Regions from separate parts of the Homo sapiens genome. Here region 2 is linked to region 1. A link is a contact called in ENCODE Hi-C or POLR2A ChIA-PET data. All regions are on one chromosome and are shown on one strand. The core of a region is the stretch at or near the end of the contact, and the rest is flanking DNA. Distances in the headings are between cores, read along the strand shown.

Region 1 (4,708 bases), core at 147-2,646:
GGTTGCAGTGAGCTAAGATCATGCCACTGCACTCCAGCCCAGGCAACAGAGTGAGACTCTGTCTCCAAAAAAAAAAAAAAAAAAAAATTCAACCTCTAGAAGCAAAGTAGAGAATCTCATTCCTATCCAGCTGGCACTGACTATGTGGGAGTTTGACATTATGTTTAGGGGCTAAAGTTTTTTTATTCCAATAGATCATGTACGAGTTAAGGGATATTATCCATTCGAATAAAACCTTCGCCCTCTGAAAGTTCCCTGAAAATCAACTGACAAAATGTAAATGATAGAAGAAAAGGCATACACGTTTATTAGCATGTGCTGGGGAGGATCGCAGAGTGATGGCCTAATATCCCAAAGGGATACAGATTCTTCTATATCCGACTTCTTAGGGGAGAGGATCATGGAAAAGTGTGAATGATTTTAGGAGAATAGCAAAGGATTTTTATTTTTATTATCATTATTATTTTGAGACAGAGTTTTGCTCTTGTCGCCCAGGCTGGAGTGCACTGGCGCAATCTCCACCTACTACAACCTCCGCCTCCTGGGTTCAAGCAATTCTCCTGCCTCAGCCTCCCGAATAGCTGAGATTACAGGTGCCCACCACCATGCCCAGCTAATTTTTGTATTTTTAGTAGAGACGGGGTTATGCCGTGTTGGGCAGGCTGGTCTCCAACTCCTGACCTCAGGTGATCCACCCGCCTCGGCCTCCCAAAGTGCTGGGATTACAGGCGTGAGCCACAGCTCCCAGCCACAAAGGATTTTTAGGGGAATTCAATGGGCTTAGAGAACACACAGTGGCTCAGAACAAAGTCTGTTGGGTCTGCAGAGCAGAAAATGATTTGTGACAAGTCTGTTCAGGTGTGTTGGCAGACTTCAGTCAGTCTTCCTGCGATGTGAGTTCAGCTAATGAAAACTCAGGGACCGGGGTCATTGTTTTCTTCTTTTTCAGGTCCGGGCTTTAGGTAGATAAGGGAACTTCAGAGAACAACTTCATCCTGTGTTTTGGGAGACACGGAGGACTGAGCGATGAGAAGTAGGTGGGTGAGGTCAGAGAGACCTTAGGTCTTCCTCAGTTCGGCCCATCAGAGTGCCCTATTTTGGGGTATCGGTTTCTGACTCCCAACAATGGTGAAAAAATTGGGCTTGAAGTGGACTGGAAAGTTAGTAAAATTTCTTTAACTGTAGCAGGAGGAGTCATAGACACAACCTCTCAGACACCGGATTGTGGAAGGAAAGAGCTTTATTCTTCTGGGAGCATCGGCAGACTCAAGTCCTAGAAACTGAGCTCCCTGAATAAGTAATTCCTGTCCCTTTTAAGGGCTCACACCTCTAAAGGGACTGCATGAAGAGGGGGTCGTGACCGATTGGGCAAGCGAGGGGTAGGTGACTGACGGCTGCATGCACCAGTAATCACAACGAAACAGAACAGAACAGGGAGTTTCACAACGCTTCCTCATACAGTGTCTAGAATCTATAGATAACTCAAGCAGTGAGGTCAGGGGTTGAATTTTAACTACCAGGCCCGAAATGTGACGCTGGGCTGTCTGACTATGAATTTCACTTCTGCTTATTCTTTTAACTTCTACCTTTTCAGCAAACAAGAAATTAAGTATAAGACAACATGAGGAGTGGTCTCCTTTCTCATGACCACCTCCGCTAGTTCAGAGAAAGGCGCCCACAGTGACTGGGTGACCAAGATATAGTTGCCTCAGACATTTGCATTTCAAAGGGGATAAATCCAAGACCTTTGAAAAAAATGTTTCTGGGTTGTAAATCTGGCAAGAGGCTTACTTGCCTCTGAAGAGATTTATAGACACACCAAAAGATTAAAGTAAGAATTTACGACCACTAGGTTTCTCTCAGGAATACTCTAAGAGGAGGAGGATATGGTCTCTTTTCTTTTGTGGTAACAGGGGAAATTCTTTTTTTTGTTTTTTCTTTTTTCTTTTTTTTTTTCTTCAATTGGTGATACTCAATTGTCCCAAAACTCTTAGAGTGATTAGAACAGAAAAAGTTAAATATATCATTGATTTATTTTTTCGGTCTATTTTTTTCAAAATGCCATTATAAGGGTAACACAATTTTATTGTGAGGAAACTGGGGAAGTAAAGAAAATCATGAGGAAACTCAAAGCCAGCTTTTGAAGTTCATTCTAAAAGGATGAACTCAATTTGGGTCTGCTTGGTAATTATGTAAATGTCCTGTTATAATTGATAATTAACTATTTTGTGTTTTGCATCATCAAAGCCAGCTCGGTATAGTTGAATAAAAGGTACACCAAATGAAATCTCATATCTAGACTAATTTCAAGAGAACCAAAGGAAATTATTATAATTATCATGAACTTTCTAATCACTAGAACAGCATAAAACCTTTCTTTATGTAGCAAAGTACCAATGAGTGGCAGGTGCAAGATAGAGGCTGTCACAAAAGAAAGGGCAGCCTAAGAATGAGAAGTTATAGCTTCTCTTTTCTATTTCTCCTCCCAGAGGTTGAGTTCTGCATGCCCTCCGTCCCCACAATTCTACTTGACATTGCCACTGCCTTCCTCTAACCTGTCTCTGTTTCTTCCTTACATTGCTGGTGGAATGACCATTCCGTCTGACATATCAGATTATTCACTATTTCTTCCTTCTCTGTTACTCATTTGTTGAACAAGTTTACTGAGCATCTATGTGCCAGCCACTAGCCAAAATGCTGTGGCAAGACCTGGCACAGTGGTTCATGCCTATAATCCCAGCATTTTGGAAAGCTGAGGCATGGCCAATTGCTTGAGACCAAGAGTTCACAACCAGTCTGGGCAACATGGCGAAACTCTGTCTCTACAAAAAAATAAACCAGCAAACAAAAAAAGTTAGCCAGGAGTGGTGGCACACACCTGTGGTCCCAGCTACTTGAGAGGCTGGGGTGGGAGGATCACCTGAGACTGGGAGGTCGAGGCTGCAGTGAGCTGAGATCGCACCAGTGCACTCCAGCCTGGGTGACAGAGAAAGACCCTATCTCAAAAACAAAACAAAACAAAGTGCTGGGGCTATAACCATGAAAGTGATAGGAGAGAGCGCTGGTAACAGTACTCTCTTCTTCATTCTCTTCCTCCTGGCCTATCTCCTTCTTCCTCCTTTCCCTAGTTTCACTACTTGGGGCTCCAATATGAAGACCTTTTTGGATGTATTGCATCTTCGTATCTCCAGGGCCCAGCACAATGGCTGTATTTTCGTACATGCTTCTCCAGCATGTATGAAATGAATGAATTCTCTATTGAAATTATTGGCCAGGCGCAGTGGCTCACGCCTGTAATCCCAGCACTTTGGGAGGCCGAGGCAGGCAGATCACCTGAGGTCAGGAGTTCAAGAACAGCCTGGCCATCATGATGAAACCCCATCTCTACTAAAAATACAAAAAAAGTTAGCTGGGTATGGTGGCAGGCACCTGTAATCCCAGCTATTCTGGAGGCTGAGGCAGAAGAATCGCTTATACCTGGGAGGCAGAGGTTGCAGTAAGCCGAGATCGTACCATTGCACTCCAGCCTGGGCAACAAGAGCAAAACTCCATCTCAAAAAAAAAATAAAGAAAGAAAGAAAAATTATTTATTCAGAGTCTGGGTGCTAGAGCTGTTACAGAAGGAATTAAAACACTACTTGGAATCTTTCCATTTTTATCTACATTGTTTTTTCTGCTTATTAAAATATGAGTCAATATCATAATAAAATCATTACAGAAATAAATAAAATAGAAAGTGCAACTCCTCCGCATTTCTAAATTCAAGAGATAACTGCAATTTACAATTTGATGTGTGCTTCTCTAATTTGTTTCTCTTTTTACGTAGCTCTATCTTTCTATATGCACACCTACATAGGTATATTTATATCCTATACATAATTTTAAAACCCAAACAGTATCATAGTAGTCAAATGAATCTTCAACTGCTTTTTTTTCTTTTTTCTATTTGATGATATATCTTGGCTTGGATTGTGCTGAATTTCTTCTAAATATCTCTCCAACTGTAATTGTATGCTTTTGTATCAAGGCCAGAAGCTCACTTATTTTTATTAACTAGTTCTCATTATTATAAAAGAAATACAAAGCTGGGCACGCCTGCTGACTCCTGTAATCCCAGCACTTTGGGAGGCCCAAGTGGGCTGATTACTAGAGGCCGGAAGCTCGAGACCAGCCTGGCAAACATGGCAAAACCTCATCTCTACTAAAAAAATACAAAAATTAGCCGGGCATCGTGGTGCACGCCTTTAGTCCCAGCTACTCTGGAGACTGAGGCATGAGAATCACTCGCATCCAGGAGGCGGACGTTGCAGCGAGCCGAAATGGCGCCACTGCACACTAGCCTGGGCTATAGAGCGAGACTCTGTCTCAAAAAAATAAACAAAAAAACAAAAATTATTTTACAGAAGCTTCTGCATAATCAATAAAATCATCGGGTCTGGAAACTGTGAAATACTTGGTTACCTAACCATAGCGCAAACTGCTTGCCATTCTCTAAAAGCTAGTCTTTTTTTTTTTTTTTTTTTTTTTTGAGACAGTCTGACTATGTTACCCAGGCTAGAGTGCAGTAGTGCAATCTCAGATCCCTGCAACCTCCGCCTCCCAGGTTCATGCAGTTCTCCCGCCTCAGCCTCTCGAGTAGCTGGGATTACAGGCACACACCACCACACCTGGCTAATTTTTGTATTTTTAGTAGAGATGGGGTTTCGCC
Region 2 (4,452 bases), core at 646-3,145, 350 kb after region 1:
TGCACATCTGTAATCCCAGCTACTTGGGAGGCTGAGGAAGGATTGCTTGAGCCCAGAAGGTCGAGGTCGCACTCAGCTATGATCACAACACTGTACTGCATTCTAGCCTGGCCAACAGAGTAAGACTCTGTCTCAAAAAAAAAAAAAAATTTGTTGATCTGACATTCAAGTTTAAATGGACATCCTGTATTTGTCTTTGCTAAATCTGGAAACCCTACTTATGGTAGTAGCTCAATAAACATCAATTGAATGAATGAATCACAGTGGGATCTGGAAATCTAGATTTTTAACCAGCTTCCCCCCAGTGACTCTTGTGCACACTCAAATTTGGGAACAACCTGCCCTACAAATTATAGAATCCTGCCCATCTCGGATTTTAAGATAGGGGAAAACTGATTACACAGTAAATTGCTCCTGAATGAGGTGGGATTGCAAGTATAACACCCAGTCCCTGCCTTCAAGGATTTTACAGTCACTTTGCTTTTTTTCCTTTCTCATAAGCTGTAAAACATTCACACATCTTAATATGCAAGGAATGACTGAATGAGGTTGGGCCCATAACCTATGGGCACCAAGAAATTGCTTAAAACAGAATTTTTTTTTTCAAAGAATCAAAGTCCTGGCTTCTGTATTAGCTTAAGAAAAAATCCAGGAAAAATAGATAGCAGTTTGCTCCCTAAAGAGGACAAAAGGATGCCTGTTTCCTACTGGTGGAGTCAAGACGAGAAGCTGGGTTATGGGAGGGCAAGGAGGCCCAGCCTCCTCCAGAGCCCACCTAGGAAGGAGGCCAGCCCTTCACCTGGTCCTCTGTGAGCCACAGCAACTCAGCCCACACGCTGGTTAAACATTATCCCATAAGAATGTTCTGTGCCCAGAATGTGAGTGGCATATAAACACTCAATGCGGCAACACCTCTCTTGGAAGCCCTGGGGATTTTCTTCAGAAACCTCCCCTTTGTGGGGGCAGTGGGTGGGATGTACAACCCTTAGAATGCACCACTTCAGCCCAGCGCAGAAGAAAATAAAGCCTTATATAGATGAAAAATGCTCCTTGGTGCCACTTTGCCCAGTGTTTGCCCTGTCATGGAAAACAGCCCCTACCATCTAGGCGTCCCTACTTGAAGAGCCTATTGCTGGGGTGGACGGGACATTACTGAGGGTTCAGCGGGTGATAAGAAGCTGCCAGTGGGCTGGGCGCGGTGGCTGACAACTGTGGTCCCAGCACTTTGGGAGGCTGAGGCAGGCAGATTGCTTGAGTCCAGGAATTCGACCAGCTTGGGTAGCATGGTGAGACCCTGTCTCTACAAAAAATTTAAAAAAAAATAAGCCGGGCGTGGTGGTGCACACCGGCGGTCCCAGCTACTCAGGAGGCTGAGGCAGGAGGATCGCTTAAGCCTGGGATGTCGAGGCTGCAGTGAGCTGTGATGACGCCACTGCACCCCAGCCTGGGTGACAGAGTGGGACCCTGTCTCAAAAAAAAAAAAAAAAAGCAGCAGCCACCTGTGGTACGCGCCTTCCTGGCCCCACCCTGAGCCCATCCAGGGCAGCTCCCAGGATGCTCCCCTCCACCAGTAGGTGCTGTTGCTAGGGAAATCTAGAGATGCCTCAGGCCAGAGACCTGAGCCCACCTTGTCTCTTTCTTTGTTCACTTTCTCCATTTCCTGGTCACCATGCTTAGGGCTCAGTCAGCCTGTGATGGGGACCTGAAACTTTACAAAAGGCCTGTCTCCTGGGTCTGGGAAAGGAAGAGCTAATACTCATTCATAAGCTCAATCTTTTCTTCATTCATTCATTCATCCACAGAGTCATTGATTCATATGTCAGTGCAACAAATGTTCGTTGAGCACCTACTTAGTGCCAAGCACTGTTCTAGGCAGTGGATCCGAGTAACCACAACAGCTGGAAAACCCTGTCCTTGTGGAGTGGACATTCTGCTGGACTTTACACTCTGTTGTTTGCTTTTTTACACAACAATCACTTGTTGAGCACATACGAGTACTGGCTACAAGTGAGACAAATGGTCACTGTCAGCATCACAGAACTCAAGTCCCTCCCACCTCCTGTTAAAAATATTTATTAAATGCCTTTGATGTACAGCACATGGGTGGGGGACAGGGCCACAAAAAAAGGCACCATGTCAGTTCTCCTGGAATTCCTGTGTAAGCAGAGGAACAAGGGCACAGGCACACACAACCATTTATCAAGAGTTTACTCCAGGCCAGGTCCTGCGCCAAGACTCTTACATGAATCATCTCATTATAGAACCAAACCAATCCTATGCAGAAGGTTCTAGCAACATTCCCTGGCTTTTATTTTTATTTATCATTTTTTTTTTTGAGACAGAGTCTTGCTGTGTTACCCAGGCTGGAATGCAGTGGAGTGATCTCGGCTCACTGCAACCTCCGCCTCCCAGGGTCAAGTGATTCTCCTGCCTCAGCCTCCTGAGTAGCTGGGACACAGGCATGTGCTACCACATCTGGCTGATTTTTGTATTTATTTATTTATTTTTGTTAGTAGAGACAGGGTTTTGCCATGTTGGCCAGGCTGGTCTCGAACTCCCGGCCTCGAGTGATCCGCCTATCTCGGCCTCCCAAAGTGCTGGGATTACAGGCATGAGCCACCACGCCCTGCCTGCATCCCCTGGTTTTTAGATAAGAGAAATGAGACAGTTACCTCCTTGTCAATTCTCTTTCAAACCTGCTGACCATTTCCAGGCATGAGGCCCCACGTGGTGCCAGCCTATCTTTGTCTCTCTAGCCCTTGGCCATCTTGCATGGTTCACAAAGAGCAGCTTCAGCATTGAGCAGTTTCTGCAGGCCACAGGCTCAGACTGCATTTGAATGGTTGGCTCTGCTTCCCTTATATTTATTTTCTAGCTACCCTCTGCTTACAGCAAGTGCTGATGGTTTTGCATTTATTGAAGAGACCTGAAGTTTCTCTTTTATTTTCATTTTTAATTTTATTTTTAGAGACAAGTTCTCTCTCTGTTGCCCAGGCTGGAGTGCAATGGCATGATCATGGCTCACTGCAACCTTAAACTCCCGGGCTCAAGTGATCCTTCTGCCTCAGCCACCTGAGTAACTGGTACTACAGGTGCATGCCACCATACCTGGCTATTTATTTTTATTTTGTTTGTAGAAATTGGATCTCACTATGTTGCCTAGGCTGGAGTGCAGTGGCACTATCATATCTCACTGCAGCCTAGAACTCCTGGGCTCAGGTGATGTTCCCAACCCAGTCTCCTATGTAGCTGGCATTACAAGTGTGTGCCACCATGCCTGGCTAATTTTTTGTAGAGATGGGGTCTTGCTATGTTGCCCAGGCTGGTCTTGAACTCCTAGCCTCAAGCCATCCTCCTGCCTCAGCCTCCCAAAGTTCTGGGATTATAGGCATGAACCAATGCACTCCGCTGTGTCTCTTTTAAATTATTATTTTTTTAATTTTCTTTTTCTTTTTAACACAGGTTCTCTGTCACCCAGGCTGGAGTGCAGTGGCTCAATTTCTCCTCACTGCAGCCTCGACCTTCCAGGCCTCAAGTGATCCTCCCACCTCAGCCTCCTGAGTAGCTAGGACTACAGACGTACACCACCATGCTTGGCTAGTTTTTGTATTTTTTTGTAGAGACTGGGTCTCCCCAAGTTGCCCAGGCTAGTCTTGAACTCTGGGCCTCAAGTGATCCTCCCACACTGGCCTCCTAAAGTGCCGGGATTACAAGTATGAGCCACTGCACTCGGCCTATTTTTTGAAATTTTTAGGTGACTCAGTTTAAATAGAAATACAAAATCAGTAATGGTCCAGGTGGCACACGAATATGGTAAAATTGAGAACATGGCATTCCTGCGCTTGGTACGTAGATAATGCAGGTGAGAGAGAATTGAAGCAGAGCTAGGAGGAGGACACTGAGGGGCAGGGACCCTGCTCCTACGGAGCCTGTTCCTACCCCATATCCTTCCCAGGTTGGAGACTGGAACTGACAGCTGCCTGTTTCTCCACCACCCCCAACCCCGTTCCACTTTCTTCCTCCCCCTGGTCTCCTCCCACTCCCCCTGCCATTTCTTTTTTTATTTTTATTTTTATTATTATTTTTTTTGAGACGAAGTCTTGCTCTATTGCCCACGCTGGAGTGCAGTGGCGCAATCTCGGCTCACTGCAACCTCCGCTTCCTGGGTTCAAGCAATTCTCCTGCCTCTGGGATTACAGGTGTGTGCGACAAGTAGCTGGGATTACAGTAGCTGGGATTACAGGTGTGTGCGACAAGGCCCGGCTGATTTTTGTATTTTTAGTGGAGACAGGGTTTCACCATGTTGGCCAAGCAGGTCTCGAACTCCTGACCTCAGGTGATCTGCCCACCTCGGCCTCCCAAAGTGCTGGGATTACAGGGGTGAGCCACTGTGCCCGGTCCCCCTCCCATATCTTTACGGGGCCTGTCTGCAGCTTTTCCAGAATTGGCTTC

The links. Hi-C counts contacts between places; a loop is a spot of excess contacts on that map. ChIA-PET counts read pairs that join two places held with the same protein, here RNA polymerase II (POLR2A). Pooled maps may share reads with other maps.
Region 2: a loop to region 1 is called in a pooled map, with 2.7 times the contacts of the local background. The contact joins two enhancer-like sites. A Hi-C loop is called at or near these places in 1 of 50 pooled maps. POLR2A ChIA-PET finds 5 or more read pairs at or near these places in 2 of 52 experiments (OCI-LY7 and WTC11).

The regions. Positions count from the first base shown.
Region 1 is chr16:10,296,140-10,300,847 of GRCh38, forward strand. No RefSeq gene overlaps it. Among named protein-coding and RNA genes, the nearest start is that of ATF7IP2, 88 kb to the right of the region's middle. RefSeq lists an enhancer at 1,649-1,698. Within about 2 kb of position 1,397, at least 5 of the 41 ENCODE cell types and tissues checked have a DNase peak (open chromatin) inside an H3K27ac peak, as active enhancers do.
Region 2 is chr16:10,646,001-10,650,452 of GRCh38, forward strand. The region is part of intron 5 of TEKT5 (tektin 5); the gene reads right to left. Among named protein-coding and RNA genes, the nearest start is that of TEKT5, 47 kb to the right of the region's middle. Within about 2 kb of position 1,896, at least 4 of the 41 ENCODE cell types and tissues checked have a DNase peak (open chromatin) inside an H3K27ac peak, as active enhancers do.